Linked DNA regions of Homo sapiens: region 1 is linked to region 2. A link is a loop called in an ENCODE intact Hi-C map of the cell type or tissue named here. Cell type or tissue: OCI-LY7. All regions are shown on one strand. Each heading gives the region's core, and the rest is flanking DNA. Links, peaks and the distances in the headings are about the cores only. Region 1 overlaps ARHGAP31 (Rho GTPase activating protein 31). Region 2 holds the start of CD80 (CD80 molecule).

What was found. Hi-C counts contacts between places; a loop is a spot of excess contacts. Peaks named below come from ENCODE experiments on the same cell type or tissue, not always from the same donor. Only the 100,000 strongest peaks of a DNase experiment are listed, where the experiment ranks them.
Region 1: a loop joins it to region 2, with 2.3 times the contacts of the local background. A loop is called at or near these places in 2 of 110 quality-filtered maps.

The regions. Positions count from the first base shown.
Region 1 is chr3:119,368,126-119,382,545 of GRCh38, reverse strand. ARHGAP31 (Rho GTPase activating protein 31) reads right to left here. Exons shown (of 12, transcript NM_020754.4): 3 at 14,030-14,174; 4 at 1,560-1,642; 5 at 147-254. Among named protein-coding and RNA genes, the nearest start is that of ARHGAP31-AS1, 53 kb to the right of the region's middle. In OCI-LY7, for the core only: CTCF peaks have their summits at 1,190 and 1,389; a DNase peak (open chromatin) is centred at 1,275.
Region 2 is chr3:119,558,280-119,573,728 of GRCh38, reverse strand. It overlaps CD80 (CD80 molecule), which reads left to right and starts at 14,115. Exons shown (of 7, transcript NM_005191.4): 1 at 14,115-14,289. LOC107986118 (a long non-coding RNA gene) reads right to left here and starts at 13,299. Exons shown (of 2, transcript XR_001740861.2): 1 at 12,984-13,299; 2 at 11,403-11,493. RefSeq lists enhancers at 4,826-5,327, 10,771-11,360, 13,842-13,891, 14,662-14,721, 14,992-15,151. In OCI-LY7, for the core only: CTCF peaks have their summits at 13,886 and 14,092 (motif pointing right); a DNase peak (open chromatin) is centred at 14,058.

The DNA.
Region 1 (14,420 bases), core at 189-2,688, 180 kb after region 2:
CCTTTAATTCATATGTGCTATAAATGACCACTTAAGCCACAGATTTGTTTTAAAGGGGCTTCAATTTGAAGAATCCAATCTTCATTTCAATCGGGGGCTGCTCTGAGCCCCCTGGGCTGGTGACAAGGGGAGGGTAGAGTGGTTACCTGAGGAGGTTTGGCGCCCACACCAGGGCCAGGTTCCGGGCGTGCATGTTGGTCTTGCTGCTGAAGGAGGCGATATGGGCCAGGTGTCGAATCAGGTATTCCAAGGTCCTAGAATGGTTTGTTTTTTGACAAAGTAAGAAACTTCAGTGCCCGTGTGAAGCCTGACATATGGAGATAATTTCTAAGTTTGGATTTAAGAGACTCTAAATATTTCTATTTTAATGAATTGACATTGGAAAGATGTCAAGATTGACAGAAGTAATTTTCTTGGCCCTAGGCACATTGACTCAGGGTGGGGAAGGGGGTCCATTTTGTCAGATGTAAGCAGAGGACCCTGGAGCACCAGTCAGAGACAGAACTAGAGAATCACAGCACCTCAGAGCCTGAAGGCTTTTTTTTTTTTTTTTTTTTTTTGAGACGGAGTCTCGCTCTGTCGCCCAGGCTGGAGTGCAGTGGCGCGATCTCAGCTCACTGCAAGCTCCGCCTCCCGGGTTCACGCCATTCTCTGGCCTCATCCTCCCCACTAGCTGGAACTAAAGGCGCCCGCCACCACGCCCGGCTAATTTTTTGTATTTTTGGTAGAGACGGGGTTTCACCGTGTTAGCCATGATGGTCTCGATCTCCTGACCTCGTGCTCGCCCGCCTGGGCCTCCCAAAGTGCTGGGATTACAGGCATGAGCCACCACACAGGCCGCCTGGAGGCTCTTAGTGGCCATTTGTTCGTCCTTTCAACCAGGGCAGGATGGCCTCCAAGCAGTTTTGAAATAGGCTCTCATCTAGGCTCGTTTTAATAAAAATTCTCCCAGCTACAGGGATCTTGGTACTTGTTAGGGAGCTAATTTCATGGATAAACAACATTTATTATTGCTAGGAAGTTCCTTCTTATACCACATCAAAATCTGCCCCCTTGTAAAAGATGGGCAGGCATAGGGAACACTGGGAAAGGTGGCAACATTAGGGGCTAAACTGTGAGAATGAAATGAAAGGGTGGGGGATGATGGTAGGGATGGTACTAATGAGCAAATAGAACAATCAGCCAATGCTCAAGAGCCCACAGTCAACCCCTGTTGAAAAGCTATCTTGGTTGCCATAGATTTGGTTATGCTACAAATCTGGGTATGAACCAAGAATGCCACCAAGAGGCTAGTATGCATCACTGGAATGACTTCCTGAGAGATTCTGAGGGGTGTTCTGCAGGTGATTTGGAGACTGGCTTCTCCTTGCTGCCAATGTCCCTGGTCAGACACCAACTCACTTTGATAATAGTGACCTGTTCACCAACTTCAAAATGCCCTTGGGAAAGCCTAAACTTGCTACTGTCCACACATTGTTTCCTTTCCATGATGCCAGCCTGTCTCTTTGGTATTACACTGCATTGAGAGGCCACACGTTTCTTTTCCCAACCATTCTTACCTATAGTGGGATGGAGGAAGCTCCTGGATAACATTTTGGATTCGGGCCAGTTGGCCTTCTTCAGGGCAATGCGACACTGCCTCCTGTGGAGAAGAACACAAGGCAGCCTGGTGAGTGCTTGAGAGCAGGGACAGCCATCTGCATGTGCTGGGATCACTCAAGCCCTCATACTCCAGCCTCACAACCATGCCTAGAGATCATCCTTCCAAGAGGCATGCTTTACTATGAAAACAACTATCCCACTACAGTTTCTGTTGGTTCTGGATGTGTGTGCAGGGTCTCACCATGTGTGCACAGCAGGCGGTGGGCTGCCTGGGACTCTGGGCATCCTGAGATGGTTGCTAGGCGTCTGGTAAGAATGTGTAGAATCTCGGGTGTGTCTCGGGGGTAGAGAGATACAGAGACTCACACACAGAGAGGTAAAGAGATAGAGATAGGCCCAGCATGGTGGCGCATGCCTGTTATCCCAGCTACTCAGGAGGCTGAGGTGGGAGGATTGCTTGAGCACAAGAGTTTGGATCTAGTCTAGCGACATAGTGCAACCTGTCTCTAAAACATGAATGAATGAATGAATGAATGAATACATAAATAAATAACAAGCAAGTAAATAAATAAATGAGACAGATACAGAATGAGATGGAGATGACAGGGCATTACCAAGTCCACTCAGCCAGCTGTCTTTCTGGGTGCAAACAGCTACTGCCTACCTAGCCCGTGACTACCCCATGACCTCAAGGACTCAGCTGCTGCCTGTCCTAGAAGCCAGGAAGCAGGGAAGATGTGCTTTCCTTGGCAGGGATAAGAGCGTTGTCCCTGAAACCTGGTGGCCTTGCCCAGACTTGCTCTCCAGTTATTTGCTGTATGGGTATTTTGTTCCCCCATCAGCCCAAGTGCCTTCAAGGAGAGGCAGGAATAGCAATAAAGGCAGTGTGATTACAGGCTGGTCCACGTCCATCTCTCGAATGCTGGGGGTTGCTGCATGATGCAGGCATCCCTGGGCAGATTCCCCTGGTCCCAGACCTGCACCCATGTTCTGAGAATCTGTCCTGCTGTGCTCACGGCCCCTCCCACTGCAGTGTGAGTGCTCATGAACTGCCAGCATCTGAGCAGTGCCTGAACCTGAGGTCCATGGTAACCACAGCTATCTTTCCTTTTTCACTGAGATATAATTTACATATATTAAAAATGTGCAGATCTTAAGCTATAGCTCCATGAGTTTTTTTCATATGTATACACCTAGGTAACCCACCTAGATCAATACATACTTTAAAAAGGGCTCTAAGATCATGAATTCACAGGCACACATCACTTAGTCTTGTATTTCCTACCAGTGCTGGAAACTTGCTTTAGATTGATACATAATGAAAGGTACAATTATGGAATATCTTAATTAATTTGATAAATATTGCCCTTTGCCATACAACCCAAAATGAGATCCTAACCGTGGTGATGGTTTTCTTACGTTGCTCACCTCTGTTCAACCTTTAGCTGCCGTGTGCATGTTGCATGTAAATACTGAATTTCACACTGTCAGTAATGAGAATTTTTAGGCACAGAAAAGTGGAAGGGAATTAACTTTACCAGCATCTTCAGTTCCTAGGACACACTAGTTGAGTGTGATCTGTTTTAACCTAGAGGAGACCACTGAGGTCCTGCTCCAGCCTGGGCCTCCCAATCCCTCCCACTTTTTCCCCACAGGACTCACTGCCATTACACTACAAGAATGCACTTATTTATTGGAGTTATTGCTTATTGTCTGTCTCCCTTGCTAGAACATAAGCTCTGTGAGTGCTGGGACGTGATGAATCCCTGTGTCCAGAACAGTGCCTGGCACACAGTAGGTGTGAGACAGCAGGCCAGGGCTTTGCCCACTAAGTTTTTTCTTTTTCACCTTTTTTATTTAATTGAAGTAAAACAAATATATAGAAGACCACCATTTTTTAAGGCAATCCAACTTCTCTATGTGGGAATCTTGAGGTCTCGCATTTGAAGCAGAAGTGGGGAGAAACGTGGGACTGGGAGGATTATAGTCATAGGTGTCCCAGTCTTCTGGTGGGTTTGCCAGCCTGAGAACAGGCCAGCCTAAGCAAGATCACTGCTGCAATCCTCACTTTATGAGATATGCAGGGTGAAGGGTAGGGGCAAGAATGGGGCTTCCAGTAAGCCCCCTGACACCTCCCTTTTCTTCCCTGGGGTTGTCATTTGGAAAACATGATTGTGGAGAGGACCCTGGCTCTGCAAGGCGGTGAGAACCTCACAATGGGGAGCTGGGGAGCCGGGGAGCCAAGGGAGAGAAGCCCCGGGGGAGGGAAGGGCTGAGGGAATGCTCTGTGGACTCTCCCACATTCTGCTGTGCACACAGGGAGGGGTGGGGAGCTTCTCTTCATCTCTCTGCAAAGCCGGAATCATGCTTCACAAACGTTGTACCACTAACCCCACCCTCCTTTAAAAAATGTGTCTGGGGAATAAAGGTGTAGGTCAATTTAACAACCCTCATGGAAAGTTCCTTAATATTTTAGGAAGCTGTTAGTCATCTTTGTTCTCCAAGAGGCGGGGCAGGCTCATCCCTGGAGGCCTGCAGGTCCCATTTGGGACTGGTGTTTATTTCATTATTTGCAACCTCTCCCCATCCTACCCCAACCCTCTCCAGAAGCTTTCTAAATTCATGTTTTCCTTCTGGAGGGGCCCGGCCACTGCAAACTTATTTCGAGCTTCTCTATGTTGTCCCATTAGGACCACAGAACCCACAGCTGGGGCAACTGGGGGATGGGAGTGGAAATTTTACCTACCCCAGTTTTTTGCCTGTGAGAGAATTTCACTCAGCATTAGCCAGGCCAAGATGGCTAATGGTTAAATCTTAAAAGATCTAGGATGAATCTGTGACTATTTGTTCTTTTCAAATCAGTGTCAGTAAGGCCAGCTTCCTGCCCTTGGAGGACGCTGGCAGAGGCTGGGCTCTTGTCCTCTGTGGTAGGACCCTAACTCTGGGTTTCTGTTTACTCAAAGCCACCACAGTCCCTGAGCTCAAGTCCTGCTGCCCGGGCAGCCCTGTCACCAGGGTGGCCCAACGCAGACAGTCTGAGGCTCTCCCTTCCAACTGCACCCCAGCTGCAACTTTAACTTTTTATTCATTACTTTAAAATTATCAAACCATTTTTATTATTTTAAGGTATTTTAAGCTATTTACTAGACCTTTAAAAAGTAATTCATGCACATAATTAAAAAAAAAAAAAAGGAAAGCATCCAAAGGAATGTACAAGGAAAGTTAACCTTCCTTCCAACTACAGACTCCAGAGGAACCACTGTGTGTCCTTCAGGGCAGGCTTTATAGCTATGTCTTTGTTACACCTGTGGAAGCAAGCACTCCTAAGTGAGCTGGTCCCTCTGCAAATTCCCCTGCTCCGTCTCCCGTCATTTCCACCTGCCTTGCTCCATACAGGCCACACTGGCCTCCACATGTCCCCTAAGCAAGCTCAGCGTGTCCCCGCTGTCCCCAAAGCCTTTGTACCTGCTGTTTCTTCTTGGCACCCTGTTTTCCCGGATACTTGCAAAATTTGTTTCTTCACTTCATCTTTGACTCTGTTCAAATGTCACCTCCTAGAGACCTCTGATTATCCTATCTAAAACAGGAGTCCCCATCATTCTCTCCACTGTGCCCTGCATTATTTTTCTTCATAGTACTTATCAAGAGTTCTCATTATAGATCTATGTCTTACATTTGGGTATCATCTGTCCCTTCCATTAAAATGTAAATTTCACAAGCACAGAGATTTTCTCTGTTCCATTCACCATTAAATCTCCGCACCTAGAACTGTGCCTGCCAAATGTATGTAGTAGATGCCCAATAAACACTGTTGAATGGAAGGAGTAAGTGAATGAGTCAATATTTTGCTTTGTGCTTGAAAAAGCTAAACAGCCACATTTGGGCCACACTTCCAGAACACTGCTATCCTGGGATCATTACCCATAGTGATGAACACCAGCATTGCAGAGGCAGCTCCTTTTCACTCTGGGCTCCCAGTAGGATGACCAATATCCTGGTTTGCCCAAGACAGAGTTTTCCTGGAACATGAGATTTTCGGTGTTGAAACAGGGAGAGTCCCTGGAAACCAAGACAATTGGCTACTGCACCCCTTTGCAGCTGTCTTGAGCTCACAACCAGCCTGACTTTGCCTGTTGCAAGGTGTTAGTTGTCTGCCCTAAGTGACACTGCCTTTTTTTTTTTTTTGAGACGAGTCTCACTCTGTCACCCAGGCTGGAGTGTAGTGGCACAATCCTGGTAGTGTAGGGCACAGGGGAGAGAATGATGGGGACTCCTGTTGTAGATAGGATAATCAGAGGTTTCTAGGAGGTGACATTTGAACAGAGGCAAAGATGAAGTGAAGGAACAAATTGTGCAAGTATCCGGGAAAACAGGGTGCCAAGAAGAAACAGCAGGTACAAAGGCTTTGGGGACAGCGGGGACACACTGAACTTGCTTAGGGGACATGTGGAGGCCAGTGTGGCCTGTATGGAGCAAGGCAGGTGGAAATGATGGGAGACGGAGCAGGGGAATTTGCAACCTCCACCTTCCAGGTTCAAGCAATTCTCCTGCCTTAGCCTCACGAGTAGCTGGGATTACAGGCGCACACTACCATGCCCGAATAATTTTTGTATTTTTAGTAGAGACGGGGTTTCACCATGTTGGCCAGGCTGATCTCAAACTACTGACCTCAAGTGATCCGCCCACCTCAGCCTCCCGAAGTGCTGGGATTACAGGCGTAAGCCACCAAGCCTGGCCCTAAGGGACATTTCAAATGATAGTTGCTAGTCAACAAATCTGTCAGTAAATATTTCCTAAGTAACAATTACAACATTTTCCAGAAGCTAGCAAGCAGGGAAACACAACAATAAATAAAATAAACACAGTTCCTGTCCTCGGGAAGCTTACAATTTAACCAAGGGAGACTGACGCGTCAAGACATTATTTGGGGCAGGGCTTGATGCATACGCCTGTAGCTCTAGCTACTCCAGGGGCTGAAGCAGAAGGGTTGCTGGAGCCGTGGAGTTTGAAGTTACAGTGAGTTATGATTACACCACTGCACTCCAGACTTGAGGAACAGAGTAAGAGTGCATCTGTAAAAATAAATAAATTTCAAAAAATTTAAAAAGATACTATTTCAGTATAAACTAAATATACATTCTGACAGGTGACAAGTTTAATTAAAAAAAGAAAAAAGGCAAATACATAATTTAACACCTCTAAATGGCCTTCTCTAAAAATCTCAAGTCAGCAAAATTTTCCTGTTTTGGGTGTAATAGTTTTAGCTGGACCGATCTGAACAAAATTGAATTTTTCCTAAAATAAATGTTGTTGTTATTTTCTGATAAAAATGAAATACAGTAGGTTGAATAATTGCTCCCGACGATATCAAATCCTAATCACTGGAACCTGTGTTACCTTATTTGGAAACGAGTCTTTGCAGATGTGGTTAAATTAAGGATGTCGAGTGGGGACATTATCCTCGATTATCTGGGTGCGTCCTAAATGCAGTCATGGGTATCTATATAGGAGCAGGGCAAAGGGAGATCTGACACAGACAGAAGAAGAAAAGGCAATGTGGCCCTGGAGGCAGAGACAGGAGTGAGGCACCAACAATCCAAGGAACGTCAGCAGCCATCAGAAGCTGGGAGGAGCAAGGAACGGCTTTTCCTCTAGAGCCTCTGGAGAGAGCACGCCCTGCTGAAACCTTAACTTCAGCCCAGTGAAGCCGATTTCAGACTTCTGGCCTCCAGACCTGTGAGGCAATAGGTTTCTGTTGTTTAAGTCATCTAGTTTATGGCAATTAGTTACAGCAGCAACAGGAAACTAATACATGTACTCACAATTAAAGTAGGAAATCTGCAGAAAATAAAAAATCCCCTATTATCACATCACCCAGAAATAACCACTACTAACCTACTTATAGGTGAAGAAAAACAAAAAGCAAAACAAAAAAAAAAGCAGTTTGATCAGGGCCTCCAAGCACCAAACATGAACACTGGCTTTATTTCCTGTTTAGTTACAGATACTGCTTTTTTCCCCATTTAACTTTATATTATGGTGTGTTTGTCTGTTTTTGTGTCACTATAAATGAATACTGTATTAGCCCTTTTTCACATTGCCATAAGAACTACCTGAGACTGGGCAATTTCTGAAGAAAAGAGGTTTAATTGACTCACAGTTCCACAGGCTTAACAGAAAGCATGGCTAGGAGGCCTTGGGAAACATAATCATGGCAGAAGGTGAAGGGGAAGCAAGCTTGCCTTACCACAGCGGAGCAGGAGTGAGAGAGAGAGAGCTAAGGGGGAACCGCCACACACTTTTGAACCATCAGATCTTGTGAGAACTCATTCACTATCATGAGAACAGCATGAGGGAAAACTGCCCCCACGATCCAATCACTCCCACCAGGTCCCTCCCTCAACATGTGGAGATTACAATTCGAGATGAGGTTTGGGTGGGGACAGAGCCAAACCATACTGAATACCTAAGATTGGGTAATTTATATAGAAAAGAGGTTGAATTGGTTCATGGTTCTGCAGGCTGTCCAAGCATGGTTCCAGTATCCGCTTCTGGTGAGGGCCTCAGGAAGCTAACAGTCATGGTGGAAGGCGAAGGGAGAACAGGTGATGCTACGTGGTGAGAGAGTGAGCACGAGAGAGCAAAGTGGGAGGTCCCAAACTCTAAGCAGATCTCACATGAACTAAGCGAGAACTCATTCATCTCCAAGTGGATGATGCTAAGCCATTCATGCCACTCATGAGGGATCAACCCCCATGATCCAGTCACCTCCCACTAGGACCCTACCTCCAACATTAGAGATTACACTTTAACATGAGATTTAGAGGGGACAAGCCTCCAAACCATATCATATGGTCAGTAAACATTTTTCAAAACTGTGACTTTTCATGGCCACACAGTTTTAACAACAATAGATTTATCATTTATTTAAATCATCTCTCACTGTTAGACATGTACTCTCCAAAATGTTGATATTGTATATAATATTGCAATGGACATACTTGTACATCAATTATTTGTGTGCACATCTGATTGTCACCCTAGAATGGAGTCCTAGAAATAGAGTTACTGGATTAAAGAATATGAGCATTTGAGTATTCTTGATAGTAATTTCATATGACTTTCGGGGACGTCCAACCAATTTATACTTCCAACAGAAAACTATAAAAAAGCCAGTCTCAGCTGGGTGCGGTGGCTCACGCCTGTAATCCCAGCACTTTGGGAGGCCGAGGCAGGTGGATCACCTGAGGTCAGGAGTTTGAGACCAGCCTGGTCAACATGGTGAAACCCTGTCTCTACTAAAAATACAAAAATTAGCTGGGCATGGTGGCGGGTGCCTGTAATCCCAGCTACTCAGGAGGCTGAGGCAGGAGAATTGCTTGAACCCGGGTGGGGGAGGCTGCAGTGAGCCGTGATCGCACCACTGCTCTCCAGCCTGGGCGACAGAGCAAGACTCCATCTCAAAAAACAAACAAACAACCAAAAAAGCCAACAACAACAAAAAAAAAAGCCAGTCTCACCATGGGCTTGCCAGTGTGAAATGATAACATTAAAAATTATTTATTTAATGTGCAACTATATTATTCTAATATATTGATACTTTTTAAATAATTCAATTTCTTTTTTTAGGAATTATCTATCAAGGTCCTTCGCTTACTTGTTTATTGAGGTATTATATGTTTTACTTCTTTTTATTGATAGCTTCCTTATAATTAAAGAACATTAATCCCCTGTCATCTTTATTGTAAATAGTTCCTATATTTAGTCATTTGCCTTTTAATTGTGTTAATATATTTTTATAAAGAAAAATAGTTTATATGTAGTTCCATTTTTAAGTTTGTTTTTTGTGACTTTTTTCCTTTGCTTTTATGGTTAGGAAACCCTTCTCCACCCTGAAATCTGCTAAATGGTAAAGATGAAACTTGATTTCCTCATTTTGCAATAGATAGCGAATTTTCCTAGCACTGTTTATGGCATTGTTCCTTCATTACTTTATTTCATATTAAGTTATTTAATACCTGAGCCTTAATTAAGTGTTGTTAACTCTACTTTCAAGTAGTGTGGGAGTTATGAGACAGAACTACATCTTTACCTCCACCTACTAGCTGTACCACCCCAGGCAAGAGTCACCCTGAGCCTCATTTTAATGATCTGTATAACAGAGACAATAAAACCTACCTCATAGGGTTATTTTGAGAATTAAATGAAATAATATTTATAATGAGTTTATCATATAGTAAGCACTCAATTATTGACAGCTATTATCATTATTAGTATTATTAGTCCATTAATATTTTTTCTTATTCTCTCATCATTCCATTAAGATATTCTTCTATGGCTATTACTAAAAAGTCAAAAATAGGCCGGGTGCGGTGGTTCACGCCTGTAATCCCAGCACTTTGGGAGGCCAAGGTGGGTGGATCACCTGAGGTCAGAAGTTCAAGACCAGGCTGGCCAACATGGCGAAACCCCGTCTCTACTAAAAATACAAAAATTAGTGGGCGTGGTGGCGAGCGCCTGTAATCCCAGCTACTCAGGAGACTGAGGCAGGAGAATAGCTTGAACCCGGGAGGCAGAGGTTGAAGTGACCTGAGATCACACCACTGCACTCCAGCCTGGGTGACAAGAGTGAGACTCTGTCTCAAAAAAAAAAAAAAAAAAAAGTCAGAAATAACAGATGCTGGTGAGGTTGGGGAGAAATGAACACTTATACATACACTGTTGGGAGTGTAAATCAATTCAACCGTTGTGGAAAGCAGTGTGGTGATTCCTCAAAGAGCTAAAAACAGAACTATTATTCGACCCAGCAATCCCACTACTGGGTATATATCCAAAGGAACATAAATTGTTCTACCGTAAGACGCATGCACACGTATGTTCATTGCAGTGCTATTCGCAATAGCAAAGACACAGAATCAACCTAAATGCCCATCAATGGCAGATTGGATAAAGAAAATATGGTACATATACACCACGGAATACTATGCAGCCTTAAAAAAGAATAAGATCATGTCCTTTGCAGGAACATGGATGAAGCTGGGGGCCATTATCCTTAGCAAACTAATGCAGGAACAGAAAACCAAATAGTGCAGGTTCTCACTCATAAGTGGGAGCTAAATGATGAGAACACATGGACACAAAGGGAGGAACAACAGACACTGGGGACTACTTGATTGGGAGTAGGCTTAGTACCTGGGTGACAAAATAATCTGTACAACAAACCCCCGTGACACAAGTTTACCTATATAACAAACCTGAACATGTACCCTGAACCTAAAATAAAAGTTAATAAAAGGTATTATTCTACTTTAGCTGTGCAAGTAGGTTTGAGTAAACTATAGGGAGAATGTGTGACAATGTAACAGAGCTATTTCCATACCCGTGAAGGTTTACTTATATTATCTGTGATCAAAGAAATCTATTAAATGATACATTCTCCAACATAGTTAACTTCACTAGATCCTATGTATATAGAGTTAGTTGTCATAACAAAACATCCCTGTTTTTTAGTGTCAAATAAACTGTTTAAATACAATGTCAGATTTCCTTCAAATCTGAAGACAGGTTGACAAGCTGCCTTGGTATTTTTCAGTTGCTGTGAGAAAACACAATGATTAGCAATAACAGGGAACAGGAGAGGGGAGAGATAAATACAGGTTTCATTCTGAGCCTGTAGACAAGGGCTAAGGAGAAATTGTATTTCTAAAGTTTCCAGACAAAGAATTCCTATCTACCCCCAACTATAATAGAATGAGATATTAGTTAAAAGAAATAAGACTGATTCAGTTCATTAACATAATGATATTCCATTCTATCATATTCAAAGATGATAATATGGTACTGATAAGAGGATTACAACTATATTGAAAACAATAAAGTCTTACACACAAATTAAAGCAACAATAAGGTATTATTTTTTGTTGATTCAGGTCAACAAATAATTTAACCAATTGGAAATACCCAGGGTTGGAAAGTCTGCAGGGAAAAGAGCATTCCTTGTCTTTCTGGAGGACAGACTGGTAATTTGTGACAAAATTTTAAACAAGAACTTTCTACTCAGCAAATCTACTTCCATGATTTTTCTCTAAGGATATAAACAAACAAAAAATAGTGTAAAAATATAGGTGAAAAAATGTGTATTATAATGTTTATAAAAGGAACGTCTTGAGAAATGAAAAAGCTAAATATCCATCAGTGGGAGCTTGGTTTCAGAAATCATGGCACATAGAGAGAATGCTGTAAACACAGTGTCTTCCCGTATTTCTTAACACACAAAGATGATCACACTGTTGAATTAAAAGCATCCCCCAAACAGCAATATGTAGTACTGACAAGTGAGTGTGTGTGAGTGTGTGTGTGTTGAGATCTGTTAACATCTATTACTACAGATATAGTTAATATCTGTTCGATCTGTTAACAGCAAATATGCCTGGAGTGTGGAATTTCAGGTGATTTGAGATTTATACTTTCTCCTTTATACATTTCTGTATTACTTTAATTTTTGCAATAAAATTTTATTTTGATTTTGGAAAACAAAACACAAACCACAACAAAAACACTATGGAAAGAATACCCACAACATGTTAACTGTAGTTGTCTTTGGTCTTTAAGGAGACAGATCAATGGTTCCTTTCTACTTTCCTTCATTTTTCATAATGTCTTTTATTAAATAGGATTACTCTTAACCAAATACTTACATATGGTGAAAGTGATTATAATCTGACAGACCCACATGAAGCTCACACCTTTCTTCTTGGTTCCTAGGAAAGACACTTCTGTGGTTCCATGGGTAGGGGATACCATTATTTACAACTTACCCATGCAGATAGGAGGCTTCTTTACCTTCTGCCTTAGATCTAAAGGAGAAGGGCCCCATAACCAATGACAACTCTATGCCAGCTGGTACATGTTGACTTCTCTAGAGGTCAACATTTATGCCCATTTTTTAATGTGCTTTGGACTATTTTTTTCTTTCTTTTCTTTTTTTTTTAAATCTTCATTTCTCCCCCTATTTCTTGATTTTGTTTTTCCTTTTTTAAATTCTTTAAGTATATATAACCAGAAGATGGTTTTGTTGTTGTTGTTGTTGCTTGCTAAAAGCTAATATATTTTTAGTGGGCAAACTTATGAAAGTTAAAGAAACAAGAAAAACTGTCTGAAATCCCATCACTGAAATGAACAGTTGTTAGTCTTTTAGTCTTTTGAACATCTTTCCTTTTATTCCTTTCTTAATATACAGTTGTGCATTTAGTTTTTCTTCAATTAGCATTTGAGTATTTCCCTGTACCACTGAAAACTCCTAAACATATTTTTACAGCCCAAGCCCATTTTTAAGAAATAGCATTCATTTATTCCTGTATCATTTCAAATTGAAGAACCTTTCATATACTCAAAACAAATTTATTACAGGAGCCATGAGAAAGGTTCCCTCCCACTGTTAGTGACTAGATCTGGTCCTTACCCAAAACTGTAACCTCGCCATAGTCTCACTTTCAAACATCCCTCTCTAACTACCATACAGTCCACTGACTTCACTGGGATGATCTACTTTTACACTGTTACTCAACTACCTTGTGCCCTCACTTCTTTTCGTATCTACACTACATTCCATGGTAAATTGTTTCAATGCCCCCAGCACACGCTCTCATCTCCCTCATCCCTCTTTGCCAACTGAACCCCAACCTTGGTTAAACCCAGCCCTCTGCCTACTCTACACCTTCTCCCATGCAGCCAAATGTTCAAGCCATGTTTTTCACGCTATCTCTACAGTCACCCTTTAAGCATTTATTCTTCTTTCTACTTTCCTATGGGTGTGCCCTATTTGGTGACCATACAGCTGCTACTTAGGTGTTTTGCTAATGCCCATCCATCCTCTCCACCAGTCCAACTCACTGCCTATCCTGCTCTCCCTCTTGGCTGTTTTTCTCATATTCTTTTCTCTTCCCAGCTTTCTGACACCTCTTGACATTTGTTTGTTCCCTCTCCCCTCTCTACCCACCCACCTCTTTACCCAACCTACAAAAGAAACACAGAGGGAATGGTCTGATAAAAAGGCTAGCAGTGGGTGTAGCATGAGGAGTCTCAGGTTCCTGTCCTGCCTCTGCTGTGTGACCTTGGGCCAGACACTTTACTTCTGGGGTTCTCAGTTTCCTCCCTATACAATAAGGCACATTCAGTTGAATAAACATGGAGATAATTCAACCCAGCTCTTAAAACAAACAACATGATTCTGAAAATTCAAGAAAGAAAAATTTAGCAAACAATTCCACCACCCTATTTTCCTTACCATATTATCCTACTTCCCTCACCACGCTAAGATAATGTCAACCATCTGGTGAGTGTTATTATTGTTATTTTAGTGCTGAAACTCTTCTTGGCCCATCCATGCATCCCACCCAGTAACCATAATGGAAATCCAAACACTCACCGTGAATTTCTCATAGAGCTCATAAGTCAGGAGGGGGTTGGGCAGCTCCCTAAAGTAGAGCTTGCAAAGCGAGCCCACACAGTGGATGTCCTGGAGGTACACTTCCCTTGTCAGATCTGGACATTGATCTGAGCCAAACTCTTGCCTGAAACAACACAGACGGAGACATAACAATCCCAGGGAGTGTGTGTTCCATGTCAGCAGCTGCTTGGCTGCTTAGGGGTAAAAAGACCCTAAACTGCTGATTCTGACTATATTTTTGACCTTAATTCAAAAAGATCTTCTACTCCAGGCCCTAGGAAGTCACAGGAAGACTTCCACTTCAGGTCTGGATCTTCTTGCAAAATCTGCTGTGATTAGAAGGACATAATGCTCATTTACAAATGGATTA
Region 2 (15,449 bases), core at 12,916-15,415:
GAATCGCTTGAACTTGGGAGGTGGAGGTTGAAGTGAGCTGAGATTGTGCCACTGCACTCCAGCCTGGGTGACAGAGTGAGACCTTGTCTCAATAAATAAATAAATAAATATGTGTACTTGGCTGCTCTGCTCAGCATACATTCCTGTTCCCTTTGCCTTTCCCTGGAGGTGCCTCTTTTTGGCTTCTGGCTGGAAGGCTACACTTCCCAGACTGAGAATGGCCATCCTGCCGTCTGCAACCCTTTATAAAAATAAAGCTCTCTTTTCCAGATTTATAAACCTTGTGAATTTTCAGTTGACAATAAGTTTCTTTTTTTTTTTTTTTTTGAGACGGAGTCTGGCTCTGTCACTCAGGCCTGAGGGCAGTGGTGCAATCCCAGCTCACTGCAACCTCTATTTCCCAGGTTCAAGCAATTATCCTGCCTCAGCCTCCCAAGTAGCTGGGATTACAGGCGATCGCCACCACGCCCAGCTAATTTTTGTATTTTTAGTAGAGAGGCAGTTTCACCATGTTGGCCAGGCTGGTCTTGAACTCCTGACCTCAAGTGATCCACCTGTCTCAGCCTCCCAAAGTGCTGGGATTATAGGCATTAGGCACCGTGCCCAGCTGACAATAACTTTCTAGGGAGGAAGCTGAGGCCAGTGAAGACAGTTACTCAGAGTTTATATAACTCAGTTTCACACATGGAGAGAAGTGGGCCTGGAGCCCATGCCCTCTGAACTCCCAGCCAGGACTTCTTCCATTCCTTCTACTGTCACTTAGAAAAAAATTGAAATGACATGATAGACTAAACACCTATGAAAGATTTGAACCTCCTGAGTCTAATTTTTAAAATATTTGCTGGGCGCAGCTCACGCCTATAAACCCAGTACGTTGGGAGGCAGAGGTGGGAGGATCACTTGAGCCCAGGAGTTCAAGACCAGCCTGTGCAATAAAGTGAGACCCTGTCTCTACAAAATAAATAAATAAATAAAATTATCCAGGTGTGGTGGTGCACACCTGTAGTCCTAGCTACTGAGGAAGCTGGGGCAGGAGGATTGCTTGAGCCTGAGAGTTCAAGGTTACAATAAGCTAGGGTCACACAACTGCACAGTAGCCTGGGTGATAGAGTGAGAACCTGTCTCTAAATAAATAAATAAATATTCTATATCCCACTCCCAAAGAGCCTTAAGCCTCTTGTTGATGACAGTCTAAAAGTGGTATTTAAAGAAAAATCTAAGATATGCACCGTAATTCTAACAAGCAGGCAGGAATCAAATATAGCAAGAGGTAGAGATGGGAGACTATATGGAGAGGAGCAAAAGAGATAAGTGGATACAAACCGGTGTTTTAAAACCTAGGAGTGGCCAGGTGCGGTGGCTCACACCTGTAATCCCAGCACTTTGGAAGGCCGAGGCAGGCGGATCATGAGGTCAGGAGTTCAAGACCAGCCTGGCCAACATGGTGAAACCTCCTCTCTACTAAGAATACAAAATTAGCCGGGCATGGTGGTGCATGCCTGTAATCCCAGCTACTCGGGAGGCTGAGGCAGGAGAATCGCTTGAACCTGGGAGGCAGAGGTTGCAGTGAGCCAAGATCGTGCCACTACACTGTAGCCTGGACGACAGACCGAGACTCCATCTTAAAACAAAAAACAAAAAACAAAAAAAAAACCCTAGGAGCAGCTTCCACCCCTCTCTGCAGAGCAGAAAGAGACCCGAGGGAAGTCCATGTGGATGTGAATCCTGCTCCTCCCAACAATGCAGTAGCCCGCTCCTGTAGGTCAGGGCTTTCCAGCCTTTGCTCTGGAGATCCACCAGTAATTTTCAAATCTTCTTTGGTACATTTCCTGGCAGATGACCTCTGTTGCTCCCTTTCTCCTGGTTTCGCTGGGATTTCCCACAGGAAGAGAAGCTCAGCTGGCCAGCTGAGTCCTAAGTTCCGCTTCCAGGGTTTACAATGAAACAGCAATGCTCTTGCACACGGTCCCATCCTAAGGGGACTTCACTGCCTGCTAGAATCTCAGTAGGTGAAAATACAGCTTCTAGGAAACAAAAAGTGACTGCTCCCTAAACCAAAAGTTTGGGGGGCCTTACTGAAATTATCTTTCTTTCATGTTATCATTCTTTCTGCCCCACAATTCCTCCACTGGGGTCAACCTGGGCAAATGTACATGAATCTACTCTTATTTCTATTTCTAGAAGAGTCCTTGAGACAAAAGGTAAAGAAAAATCTAGTCAGGGGACATTTTGTTCCTCTTGTTTTTCCAGCAAGCTCCTTCCCCCTCTGATGAGGCAACAGTCCCTCATCCCTTGGTCTCTGGCATTCATTCCTAAAATTACTCTCTGGAGAGAACTCCTGAAGTTTAGGGTGGGGCATCTAAACAAAGGACACCAAAAGGTTTCAAATGGCAGCCAGTTTAGGCACATTTCTTAGTTGTGTCTGGGGCCATTGGAGGAGTCACGCAACCCCAGTGGCCACTGGAGAAATCAGTTCAAGGCTCAGGAGAGATTCAATCTGAGAGTGCTGTTAAGGATCTTCACTCCATAAAATCCTGTTCTTCATCATGTGGTACTTGTATAAATCAGGCCCTCAAGTGGTCAAATTCCTTCTCGTATTCAAATAATAGGTAAATATCTACATAAGGTTAACTTTTTTTGTTTGTTTGTTTGTTTGTTTTTTTTTGAGTCAGAGTCTCACTCTGTTGCCCAGGCTGGAGTGCAATTGTTCAATCTCAGCTCACTGCAACTTCCATCTCCCAGGTTCAAGCGATTCTCATGCTTCAGCCTCCGGAGTAGCTGGGATTACAGGCACCCACCACCATGCCCAGCTAATTTTTAAATTTTTAGTAGAGATGGGGTTTTGCCATGTTGGCCAGGCTGGTCTCAAACTCCTGACCTCAAGTGATCCACCCTCCTTGGCCTCCCAAAGTGCTGGGATTACAGGCGTGAGCCACTGCACCCGGCCACACGTTAAGTTTTAAATGTTGACCCTTCTAGAAAGAGTTATTGAAGGGGAACTTCCCCTTTCCATCCAAGCCTTGCAATTTCTCTTTAATTTTAGGAACAGAATCAAATTCCTTTTCCGAAATCTGGAAACCATGACCTTTGACGTTGTGGACCAACGTAATATAAAAAAAATGGCAACTGTTTGATTCACTTTTCAGAATAATACAAAAAAAGGAAGAAGTGGGGGACAGAGCTGGGGAGGAGAGAGGGAGGAGGAACAGGCTGTTTCCATGACCCTTCAGCTCTAATTCATTCACGCCATGGTGACCCACTTTGAAAGCATAGATCATGTCTGGCTTCTCCTACTGCCTAGTCCTTGGTTCCTGTTTCTCAGGGGACAGGGAAAATGAAATAGAAACTGAAAAGGGTGACTTTTGTAACTTCGTTAGTGGTTCTGGTGGACAGTGTGGCAGGGCAGGGGAGTGGCAGCCAGTGGCAGTGACATTTAACGCCTCAGGTCCTAGAATCGTGGACTGCCTGGGATTCCACCATAGTCCCTTACTCTCAGGCAGAGAAATCTCTGTTTTCCCCAAACAGGATTTGTCTCTTCTCTTCTTAAAGCATCAGGCAATAAAAATTTGCAACCTTCTTTGAAAGTCACCTTTTCCAGCTTCAACACAAAAAAAATGCTTCCTTAAACACAATCAAAATTTATCCTGCTTACATGTAGATTATTTTCTCCAGTTTGGTCGCCTACAGATGTAGAAGGCATTTATGGCCATGACTAGCTCAAAACAAAGAAACAGAAACACCTCAAAGCCACAGAGGATCATTACCAAAGGCCTCAAAATCATTTGGCCCATCTAAAACATCTTGGCTCCCCATTCCTCTGTTCTCTGAGCTGCCTGGTTTAGCATCCTTTTTGTTATTGTTTGTTACTTTCTGCCGGATCCTCTCCACATTTAGTTTGAAATTGGACGTAATATTCCAATAAGGATCTGGGTTCATGTAGAAAGAATCCAAAAAGATAATTTCTGGCCATGGTATGTCATATTGCCACTCATGTCTCGCAATATTTTGTTGGCATTTTCGCCACACTGCAGACTTAAATTCAGCTAGCTGCCCTGCTCTTTTTCTGCTACTGTTTCTTTTTCTTAGGATCGGTCCATGTTGTCCTTATCTCTCCTAGTCAAGCCATTTTGCTTCCCCAATGTTTGAACCCTTCCAGGCACATAGTAGGCACTCAATAAATTTGGGGGGGTGGGGAGGGATTGGAATGATGCCAAATGAGTGGCACAGACATAGGATCTCAGAGAAGGGAAAGAGCAGATGGAGATTTAGAAGAGTCAGGAAAGCTTCTTGGGGAAATGGCATTTGGCCTGGTCCTTTGAGGAAGAAAGATGTTTAGATGGGCAGAGAGAATGGGGAAAGGCAGCCAAGGAAGTTGGGGGACAGTGTGTCAAGAGTCACAGGCAAGGATTATGAGGCAAGGTGGCAGAATAGGAACAGCTCCAGTCTACAGCTCCCAGCGTGAGCGACACAGAAGACAGGTGATTTCTGCATTTCCAACTGAGGTACTGGGTTCATCTCACTGGGGTTTGTCGGACAGTGGGGGCAGGACAATGGGTGTAGCCCACTGAGCGAGAGCCGAAGCAGGGTGAGGCATCGCCTCACCCGAGAAGGGCAAGGGGTCAGGGAATTCCCTTTCCTAGCCAAGGGAAGTGGTGACGGACGGCACCTGGAAAATCGGGTCACTCCCAGCCTAATACTGCACTTTTCCAATGGTCTTAGCAAATGCCACACCAGGAGATTATATGCCGAGCTTGGCTCGGAGGGTCCCACGCCCACGGAGCCTTACTCATTGCTAACACAGCAGTCTGAGATCGAACTGCAAGGCAGCAGCGAGGCTGGGGTAGGGGTACCCGCCATTGCTGAGGCTTGAGTAGGTAAACAAAGCGGCCGGGAAGCTCGAACTGGGTGGAGCCCACCACAGCTCAAGGAGGCCTGCCTGCCTCTGTAGACTCCACCTCTGGGGGTAGGGCATAGCTGAACAAAAGGCAGCAGAAACCTCTGCAGACTTAAATGTCCCTGTCTGGCAGCCTTGAAGAGAGTAGTGGTTCTCCCAGCGTGGAGTTTGAGATCTGAGAATGGACAGACTGCCTCCTCAAGTGGGTCCCTGACCCCCGAGTAGCCTAACTGGGAGGCACCCTCCAGTAGGGACAGACTGACACCTCACACAGCTGGGTACCCCTCTGAGACAAAACTTCCAGAGGAACGATCAGGCAGCATCATTTGCTGTTCAGCAATATTCGCTGTTCTGCACCCTCCGCTGCTGATACCCAGGCAAACAGGGTCTAGAGTGGACCTCCAGCAAACTCCAACAGACCTGCAGCTGAGGGTCCTGACTGTTAGAAGGAAAACTAACAAACAGAAAGGACATCCACACCAAAACCCCACCATCATCAAAGGTCACCATCATCAAAGACCAAAGGTAGATAAAACCACAAAGATGGGGAAAAAACAGAGCAGAAAAGCTGAAAATTCTAGAAATCAGAGCGCCTCTCCCCCTCCAAAGGTATGCAGCTCCTTACCAGCAACAGAACAAAGCTGGATGGAGAATGACTTTGATCAGTTGAGAGAAAAAGTCTTCAGATGATCAAACTTCTCCGAGCTAAAGGAAGAAGTTTGAACCCATCTCAAAGAAGCTAAAAACCTTGAAAAAAGATTAGACAAATGGCTAACTAGAATAACCAGTGTAGAGAAGTCCTTAAATGACCTGTTGGAGCTGAAAACCGTGGTACGAGAACTACATGACGAATGCACAAGCTTCAGTAGCCGATTAGATCAACTGGAAGAAAGAGTGTCAGTGATGGAAGATGAAATGAATGAAATGAAGCAAGAAGAGAAGTTTAGAGAAAAAAGAGTAAAAAGAAATGAACAAAGCCTCCAAGAAATATGGGACTATGTGAAAAGACCAAATCTACGTCTGATTGGTGTACCTGAAAGTGATGGGGAGAATGGAACCAAGTTGGAAAACACTCTACAGGATATTATCCAGGAGAACTTCCCCAACCTAGCAAGACAGGCCAACATTCAAATTCAAGAAATACAGAGAACACTATGAAGTTACTCCTCGAGATGAGCAACTCCAAGACACATAATTGTCAGATTCACCAAAGTTGAAATGAAGGAAAAACTGTTAAGGGCAGCCAGAGAGAAAGGTCGGGTTTTCCACAAAGGGAAGCCCACCAGACTAATAGCGGATCTCTCAGCAGAAACTCTATAAGCCAGAAGAGAGTGGGGGGCCAACATTCAACATTCTTAAAGAAAAGAATTTTCAACCCAGAATTTCATATCCAGCCAAACTAAGCTTCATAAGTGAAGGACAAATAAAATCCGTTACAGACAAGCAAATGCTGAGAGATTTTGTCACCACCAGGCCTGCCCTAAAAGAGCTCCTGAAGGAAGCACTAAACATGGAAAGGAAAAACCAGTACCAGCCACTGCAAAAACATGCCAAATTGTAAAGACCATTGATGGTAGGAAGAAACTGCATCAACTGACGAGCAAAATAACCAGCTAACATCGTAATGACAGGATCAAATTCACACACAAAAATATTAACCTTAAATGTAAATGGGCTAAATGCTCCAATTAAAAGACACAGACGGGCAAATTGGATAGAGTCAAGACCCATCAGTGTGCTGTATTCAGGAGACCCATCTCACATGCAGAGACACACATAAGCTCAAAATAAAGGGATGGAGGAAGATCTACCAAGCAAATGGAAAACAAAAAAAGGCAGGGGTTGCAATCCTAGTCTCTGATAAAAAAGACTTTAAACCAACAAAGATCAAAAGAGACAAAGAAGGTCATTACATAATGGTAAAGGGCTCAATTCAACAAGAAGAGCTAACTATCCTAAATATATATGCACCCAATACAGGAGCACCCAGATTCATAAAGCAAGTCCTTAGAGACCTACAAAGAGACTTAGACTCCCCCACAATAATAATGGGAGACTGTAACACCCCACTGTCAACATTAGACAGATCAACGAGACAGAAAGTTAACAAGGATATCCAGGAATTGAACTCAGCTCTGCACCAAGCAGACCTAATAGACATCTACAGAACTCTCCACCCCAAATCAACAGAATATACATTCTTCTTAGCACCACATAGCACTTATTCCAAAATTAACCACATAGTTGGAAGTAAAGCACTCCTCAGCAAATGTAAAAGAACAGAAATTATAACGAACTGTCTCTCAGACCACAGTGCAATCAAACTAGAACTCAGGATTAAGAAACTCACTCAAAACCACTCAACTACATGGAAACTGAAACACCTGCTCCTGAGTGACTACTGGGTACATAACAAAATGAAGGCAGAAATAAAGATATTCTTTGAAACCAATGAGAACAAAGACACAACATACCAGAATCTCTGGGAAACATTTAAAGCAGTGTGTAGAGGGAAATTTATAGCACTAAATGCCCACAAGAGAAAGTAGGAAAGATCTAAAATTGACACCCTAACATCACCATTAAAAGAACTAGAGAAGCAAGAGCAAACACATTCAAAAGCTAGCAGAAGGCAAGAAATAACTAAGATCAGAGAAGAACTGAAGGAGATAGAGACACAAAAACCCTCAAAAAATCAATGAATCCAGGAGCTGGTTTTTTGAAAAGATCAACAAAATTGATAGACCACTAGCAAGACTAATAAAGAAGAAAAGAGAGAAGAATCATATAGACACAATATCAAATGATAAAGGGGATATCACCACCGATCCCACAGAAATACAAACTACCATCAGAGAATACTATAAACACCTCTATGCAAGTAAACTAGAAAATCTAGAAGAAATGGATAAATTCCTGGACACATACACCCTCCCAAGACTAAACCAGGAAGAAGTTAAATCCCTAAATCCTTAAATAACAGGCTCTGAAATTTAGGCAATAATTAATAGCCTACCAACCAAAAAAAAATCCAGGACCAGATGGATTCACAGCCGAATTCTACCAGAGGTACAAGAAGGAGCTGGTACCATTCCTTCTGAAACTATTCCAATCAGTAGAAAAAGAGGGAATCCTCCCTAACTCATTTTTTGAGGCCAGCATCATCCTGATACCAAAGCCTGGCAGAGACACAACAAAAAAAGAGAATTTTAGACCAATATCCTTGATGAACATTGATGCAAAAATCCTCAATAAAATACTGGCAAACTGAATCCAGCAGCACATCAAAAAGCTTATCCACCATGATCAAGTGGGCTTCATCCCTGGGATGCAAGGCTGGTTCAACATACGCAAATCAATAAACGTAATCCAGCATATAAACAGAACCAAAGACAAAAACCACAGGTTTGTCTCAATAGATGCAGAAAAGGCCTTTGACAAAATTCAACAACCCTTCATGCTAAAAACTCTCAATAAATTAGGTATTGATGGGACGTATCTCAAAATAATAAGAGCTATTTATGACAAACCCACAGCCAATATCATACTGATGGGCAAAAACTGGAAGCATTCCCTTTGAAAACTGACACAAGACAGGGATGCCCTCTCTCACCACTCCTATTCAACATAGTGTTGGAAGTTCTGGCCAGGGCAATCAGGCAGGGGAAAGAAATAAAGGGTATTCAATTAGGAAAAGAGGAAGTCAAAGTGTCCCTGTTTGCAGATGACGTGATTGTATATTTAGAAAACCCCATTGTCTCAGCCCAAAATCTCCTTAAGCTGATAAGCAACTTCAGCAAAGTCTCAGGATACAAAATCAATGTGCAAAAATCACAAGCATTCTTATACACCAATAACAGACAAACAGAGAGCCAAATCATGAGTGAATTCCCATTCACAATTGCTTCAAAGAGAATAAAATACCTATGAATCCAACTTACAAGGGATGTGAAGGACCTCTTCAAGGAGAACTACAAACCACTGCTCAATGAAATAAAAGAGGACACAAACAAATGGAAGAACATTCTATGCTCATGGATAGGAATAATCAATATCGTGAAAATGGCCATACTGCCCAAGGTAATTTATAGATTCAATGCCATCCCCATCAAGCTACCAATGACTTTCTTCACAGAATTGGAAAAAACTACTTTAAAGTTCATATGGAACAAAGAAGGGCCTGCATTGCCAAGACAATCCTAAGCCAAAAGAAAAAAGCGGGAGACATCACGCTACCTGACTTCAAACTATACTACAAGGCTACAATAACCAAAACAGCATGGTACTGGTACCAAAACAGAGATTAGACCAATGGAACAGAACAGAACCCTCAGAAATAATACCATACATCTACAATATCTGATCTTTGACAAACCTGACAAAAACAAGAAATAGGGAAAGGATTCCCTGTTTAATAAATGGTGCTGGGAAAACTGGCCAGCCACATGTAGAAAGCTGAAACTGGATCCCTTCGTTACACCTTATACAAAAATTAATTCAAGATGGATTAAAGACTTAAGTGTTAGACCTAAAACCATAAAAACCCTAGAAGAAAACCTAGGCAATACCATTCAGGACATAGGCATGGGCAAGGACTTCATGTCTAAAACACCAAAAGCAATGGCAGCAAAAGCCAAAATTGACAAATGGGATCTAATTAAACTAAAGAGTTTCTGCACAGCAAAACAAACTACCATCAGAGTGAACAGGCAACCTACAGAATGGGAGAAAATTTTTGCAATCTACTCATCTGACAAAGGGCTAATATCCAGAATCTACAATGAACTCAAACACATTTACAAGAAAAAACAACCCCATCAAAAAGTGGGCAAAGGATATGAACAGACACTTCTCAAAAAAGACTTTTATGCAGCCAACAGACACATGAAAAAATGCTCATCATCACTGGCCATCAGAGAAATGCAAATCAAAACCACAATAAGACACCATCTCACACCAGTTAGAATGGCGATCATTAAAAAGTCAGGAAACAACAGGTGCTGAAGACGATGTGGAGAAATAGGAACACTTTTACACGTTGGCAGGACTGTAAACTAGTTCAACCATTGTGGAAGACAGTGTGGCGATTCCTCAAGGATCTAGAACTAGAAATACCATTTGACCCAGCCATCCCATTACTGGGTATATACCCAAAGGGTTATAAATCATGCTGCTCTAAAGACACATGCACACGTATGTTTATTGTGGCACTATTCACAATAGCAAAGACTTGGAACCAACCCAAATGTCCATCAATGATAGACTGGATTAAGAAAATGTGGTACATATACACCATGGAATACTATGCAGCCAGAAAAAAGGATGAGTTCATGTCCTTTGTAGGGACATGGATGAAGCTGGAAACCATCATTCTCAGCAAACTATCACAAGGACAAAAAACCAAACACCACATGTTCTCACTCATAGGTGGGAATTGAACAATGAGAACACTTGGACACAGGAAGGGGAGCATCACACACGGGGGCCTGTCATGGGCTGGGGGGAGGGGGGAGGGATAGCATTAGGAGATATACCTAATGTAAATGACGAGTTAATGGGTGCAACACACTAACATGGAGCGTGTATACATATGTAACAAACCTGCACATTGTGCACATGTACCCTAGAACTTAAAGTAGAATAATAAACAAAAATTGATAATAAAAAAATTAATTAAAAAAAAAGAGTCACAGGCAGGAAGAGTAAGATGCCAAGTATAGGAGGAAGAGTGTGTGGTGGGTTAGTAAGAAGACGGCCCTCACTCTGAACGAGGGCTAGCTCTGAAAGTCACTTGTTTTCATTTTAAGCATTTTGGTGATTTCCATCTCAAAGAACCAGAAAGAATGTGACAGCATTTTAAGAGGAAGAGGTGAACTCTCCCACTTTGATGAGTTTGCTGCCAACTTTAGCAGGCTGTGGCACTCCTGGGGAGCACCATAGCCTTAAAGCCTAGATCAGCTGCCCTATGATGGGTGCAGGCCTTATAGACATGCCCAGATGAAGTCATATCTAAAAATGAACTTCTAAACCTCACGGGAGGGTCATCTTAGAACATGAAAAACTCCCCTGAAAATTTTTGTCAGTGCAACAGGTTTTGTTTACTTGGCAACAGTGAGCCCACTGTGGGAAAGGGGTTTTCCCAGCAGTCAGGCTAGCACCGTGGGCCCTGAGTAGGCAACCTGCAAATGACAGCACTGAGGCCACTGCCAGGAGCCAGCCCAGCCCTCCCTGTGGATGCTGAACGGAAGGGTAGGAAGGTTGAGCTCAGGCCAGCTTTATCAGCATGAGGAGGTGAAGTGGCTCCAAGGTCAAGAGCAGAAAGATGGAACCTTCATTTCCACAGAGATCATCCTGTTCAGGGGTAAAGCAAAGGGCCAGGCTTCCCCTACGGTGTCGCAACAGCCTCTGCACCAACCTCTGAGTGACAAAGCTGCATCTCCCTCTCGTCATCTCTTCCTGCTGGGTCCTCTACAGTCTGTGATTGTGTTTTCATTTCATTTATAATGTCTTTCATTGTACAAATATTTTTAATTTTTATGAATTCAAATCTGTGTATCTTTTCTTTTTTCGTGGCTTCCAAGTTTTGTGTCTTGCTCACCCTAGAATTATAAAAATATACTTTCATAAATTTATCCTTTCAATTTTTCACATAAAAATTTTTAAAAGAATTTTTATGTGAATTATTTTTAAAAGAATTTCTTTTACTTTTATTACAGTAAAGCCAAGGATGGATTTACAAAAAAATAAGTGGCACTAAAGAATTTACACTGAGGAGCAGTAATTCCTGCTTTATTCTTCTCCAACCCTGGGTCTGCTCCTCAGAACAAACTCATTTAAAGTTTTTTTGTTTTGTTTTGTTTTGTTTTTGAAACAGAATCTTGCTCTGTCACCCAGGCTGGAGTGCAATGGCACAATCTTAGCTCACTGCAACCTCCGCCTCTGAAGTTCAAGCAAGTCTCATGTCTCAGCCTTCCCAGTAGCTGGGATTACAGGTATGCACCACTATGCCCAGTTTTTTGGTTTTTTTTTTTTTTTTGGAGAGCTGGGGTTTCATCACGTTGGCCAGCTGGCCTCGAACTCCTGGCCTCAAGTGATCCGCCCACCTCAGCCTCTCAAAGTGCTGGGATTACAGGCATGAGCCACTGTGCCCAGCCTCCTTTTAAATCTTTTACTTGGTTTTGTTTTGTTTTGTTTTGTTTTCCAGTAATATAGGTATTCGGGTTCGGCTTCCTTTGCCCGTCTTCATCCATCTCACCTCCAGTGTCCAGAAATTTACCTTAGAAATCTGTGGTCCACAGGTCATGCTCCTAGACACATTGTAGGAGGAAGAGGAATTAAACACATCCCATTAGTACATAATCTTGGAAGAGAAGCCTTCTGAATTTTACAATCAGGATTGGGGAAACTCTGTAAAGTACCTTCCTGGTGTTCCTTTCTTCCAGCCTCTTTGATTAAGTCACATCAAAGCGCTAATGGCAAAGTTGTTTAATGTGTGTTTCTCCAAGGCAGGTTAGGATTTCACTGGGATTCTTAAAATTTGAGGGTGTCTGTGATCGTCAAAATTTGTATTCATGTAGTCCCTCATGAAATTTCTAAAACTCGGCTGGGTGCAGTGGCTCATGCCTGTAATCCCAGCACTTTGGGAGGCCGAGGAGGGTGGATCACAAGGTCAGGAGTTTGAGACCAGCCTGGCCAATATGGTGAAACCCCATCTCTACTAAAAATTTAAAAATTAGCCTGGCATGGTGGCACACGCCTGTAGTCCCAGCTACTCAGGAGGCTGAGGCAGAAGAATTGCTTGAACCCAGGAGGCGGAGGTTGCAGTGAGCCAAGATTGCACCACTGCACTCCAGCCTGGGCGGCAGAGAAAGACTTCATCTAAAAAAAAAAAAAGAAAATAAATTTCTAAAACTCTGTATTTCTTTGCTCTTTTAAGTTGACATCTATAACTTTCTATTACTTTAAATACCTGGAAAAAAAATCACTTCCAGTGCATTGTAATAATGTATCAAGTAGAAGTGGCTAAAATCAGTGAAAACATTTCTTTGATCTGAATAAATGTTCAAGAAAATAGAAAACATGAACTTACCTCCAATCTATGTTCCCTTTACTTGAAAATGTAATGTTGATCTACTAGAGGTAAGGCAGGAATTGTCACATCCATATTCCTTGCAACTATTCAAAATATGCATCTGAGACCAGAACAAGACACAGGTGAAGAAGGGTGCTCACTAGGCCCCTTCTGCCAATACAGAAGGAGACAGTGCAGTGGAGTCCTTTCATAGCAAGTTCTGCCTTCATGATTTCCAAAGCTTCAGTATTCCAAATCTCAGGTGAATAGGGTGGTATCCACTAAGCTCTGCCACAAACTTGTTGCTGAGATGAAGGAAGCCGCCGCTGTAGTCAGTATTTCTCACCCACACGGTTTGCTCTCTTTCTGGCTGGTGTGGGAAGGATGGCGTCTTTTTTTTTTTTTTTTTTTTGAGATGGAGTCTTGCTCTGTTACCCAAGCTGGATTGTAGTGTTGTGATCTCGGCTCACTGCAACCCATGCAAGGTGCTGTCAGGTTCCACCTGTGCAAACAAGTACACTGGTCCAGCATGGGTCAGCTGCTCACTCACAGGGGCTCCAGAATCCTACAAAGGGACACACAGGGGTGGGTGGCAACCTAGTTGGAAATGGGAGTGATGGGCATGACTAAAGTCTTCCTCATCCCACCAGAGGCGCACTCAACTGTGGCTAGGGTGACCAGAATTCACTGTCCAGCGTGGCTGGCAGGAGCCCACTCTCTGAAGATGGTGGGATTCAGAGGTGGGAGTAGAGTTGGGTGGTCCTGTGAGCTGAGCACTCTCCCAAAAGTGTCCCCTACATATGAGGTTGACAGCTTATTCCTGCAGGGACTCAGGAGTAACTCTGGGTGCTAAAACAAAACTTGAGACCAGCACAGAAACAGCCAGCCCATGAAGCTGGCCTCCCATCACACAGCAAGGCTAGCCAGATGCCCCTCACTCTTCTCGGGCACCATTCTTCTCCTCCCCTAGGCCGCCTGGTGCTCGTGGTGTTTCATGTTTGTTAGTCCATGCACGGTGGTGAGGGAGGCTGCTGTGTGATTTGCCCCAGCCACAGCCTCTACAAAAGCAACTAGAAGAAGACGGCAGCAGAGGGCGCTTCTTCAAACACCCTGTCCAACTCCTGGCACTGACAAGTACTGAGTGAACTCAAACCCTCTGTAAAGTAACAGAAGTTAGAAGGGGAAATGTCGCCTCTCTGAAGATTACCCAAAGAAAAAGTGATTTGTCATTGCTTTATAGACTGTAAGAAGAGAACATCTCAGAAGTGGAGTCTTACCCTGAAATCAAAGGATTTAAAGAAAAAGTGGAATTTTTCTTCAGCAAGTAAGTACATTTACTATTATCTTACTATGGGATAGCTTGGTAGAACTAGTTACCAGCAACCTCACTGCTTTTTAAACAAACAATACCTCTGCTACCACCTCCTGGATCCAGGCTTGCCCTCAAAGGAACCCTTAGGGTCTCATTCCCACAGGAGGCTGTGGCTTCCCGACATATTTGGAGCATCATAGTGAGAATTGTGGCCCATTATTTTAAAATATCCTAGATCCTAGCAAATATTGTTTTTGTGGGCCGTATTTGAATTTCTCAAGCCAGTAAAATTCTAGTGAAAGTGGGAAAATCGCTTGAGCTCGGGAGGTTGAGACTGTGGTGAGCTATGGTCACGCCACTGCACTCTAGCCTGTGTGACAGAGCAAGATTCTATCTTAAGAAAAACAAATTCTGGTGAATAAGTCTCTTTTAACTAATCCTGTCTAAAATGGATGATGGCTAATAAAACAATATGGCGTGGCTGGAACTCTAGCTCTAGGGTGGTCTCCAAAGAGGACACTCAAGCATTCTCTGAGCAGCACGGGGCTGTGTCCTGGTAGCAGCCTGAAGGGGTGACAGTGGAGCACAGTGTTTATTTTCATTTCTCAATTTTGACATATTTACTGGAAAAATTAATCCCTAGCCACCTCACATGACAGTACATAATTTTTTTTTTTTTTTTTTTTGAGATGGAGTCTCACTCTGTCGCCTAGGCTGGAGTGCAGTGTTGCAATCATCTTGGCTCACTGCAGCCTCCACCTCCTGGATTCAAGCAATTCTCGTGCCTCAGCCTCCCAAGTGGCTGGGATTACAGGCACCCACCACCACACCTGGCTAATTTTTGTATTTTTGGTAGAAATGGGGTTTTGCCATGTTGGCCAGGCTGGTCTGGAACTCCTGGCCTCAAGTAATCCGCCCACCTCAGCCTCCCAAAGTGCTGGGATTACAGGCGTGAGCCACCACGCCTGGCCCTGGAGTACATAATTTTGATAAGTAACGTCTGCAGTGTCTTTTTTTCCCTCCCTTTTTATGGATAGACTTTTCTGGTTATTGAGATCTCATACCCCTTTATGATATATTATTTGAGTAGAGGGTTTAAAGAATTGAGATACTTGTTTTCTTATGTTAATATGTCAAGAAAGAAGTTGTTTCATAACTTAGGTCCTGCCTTG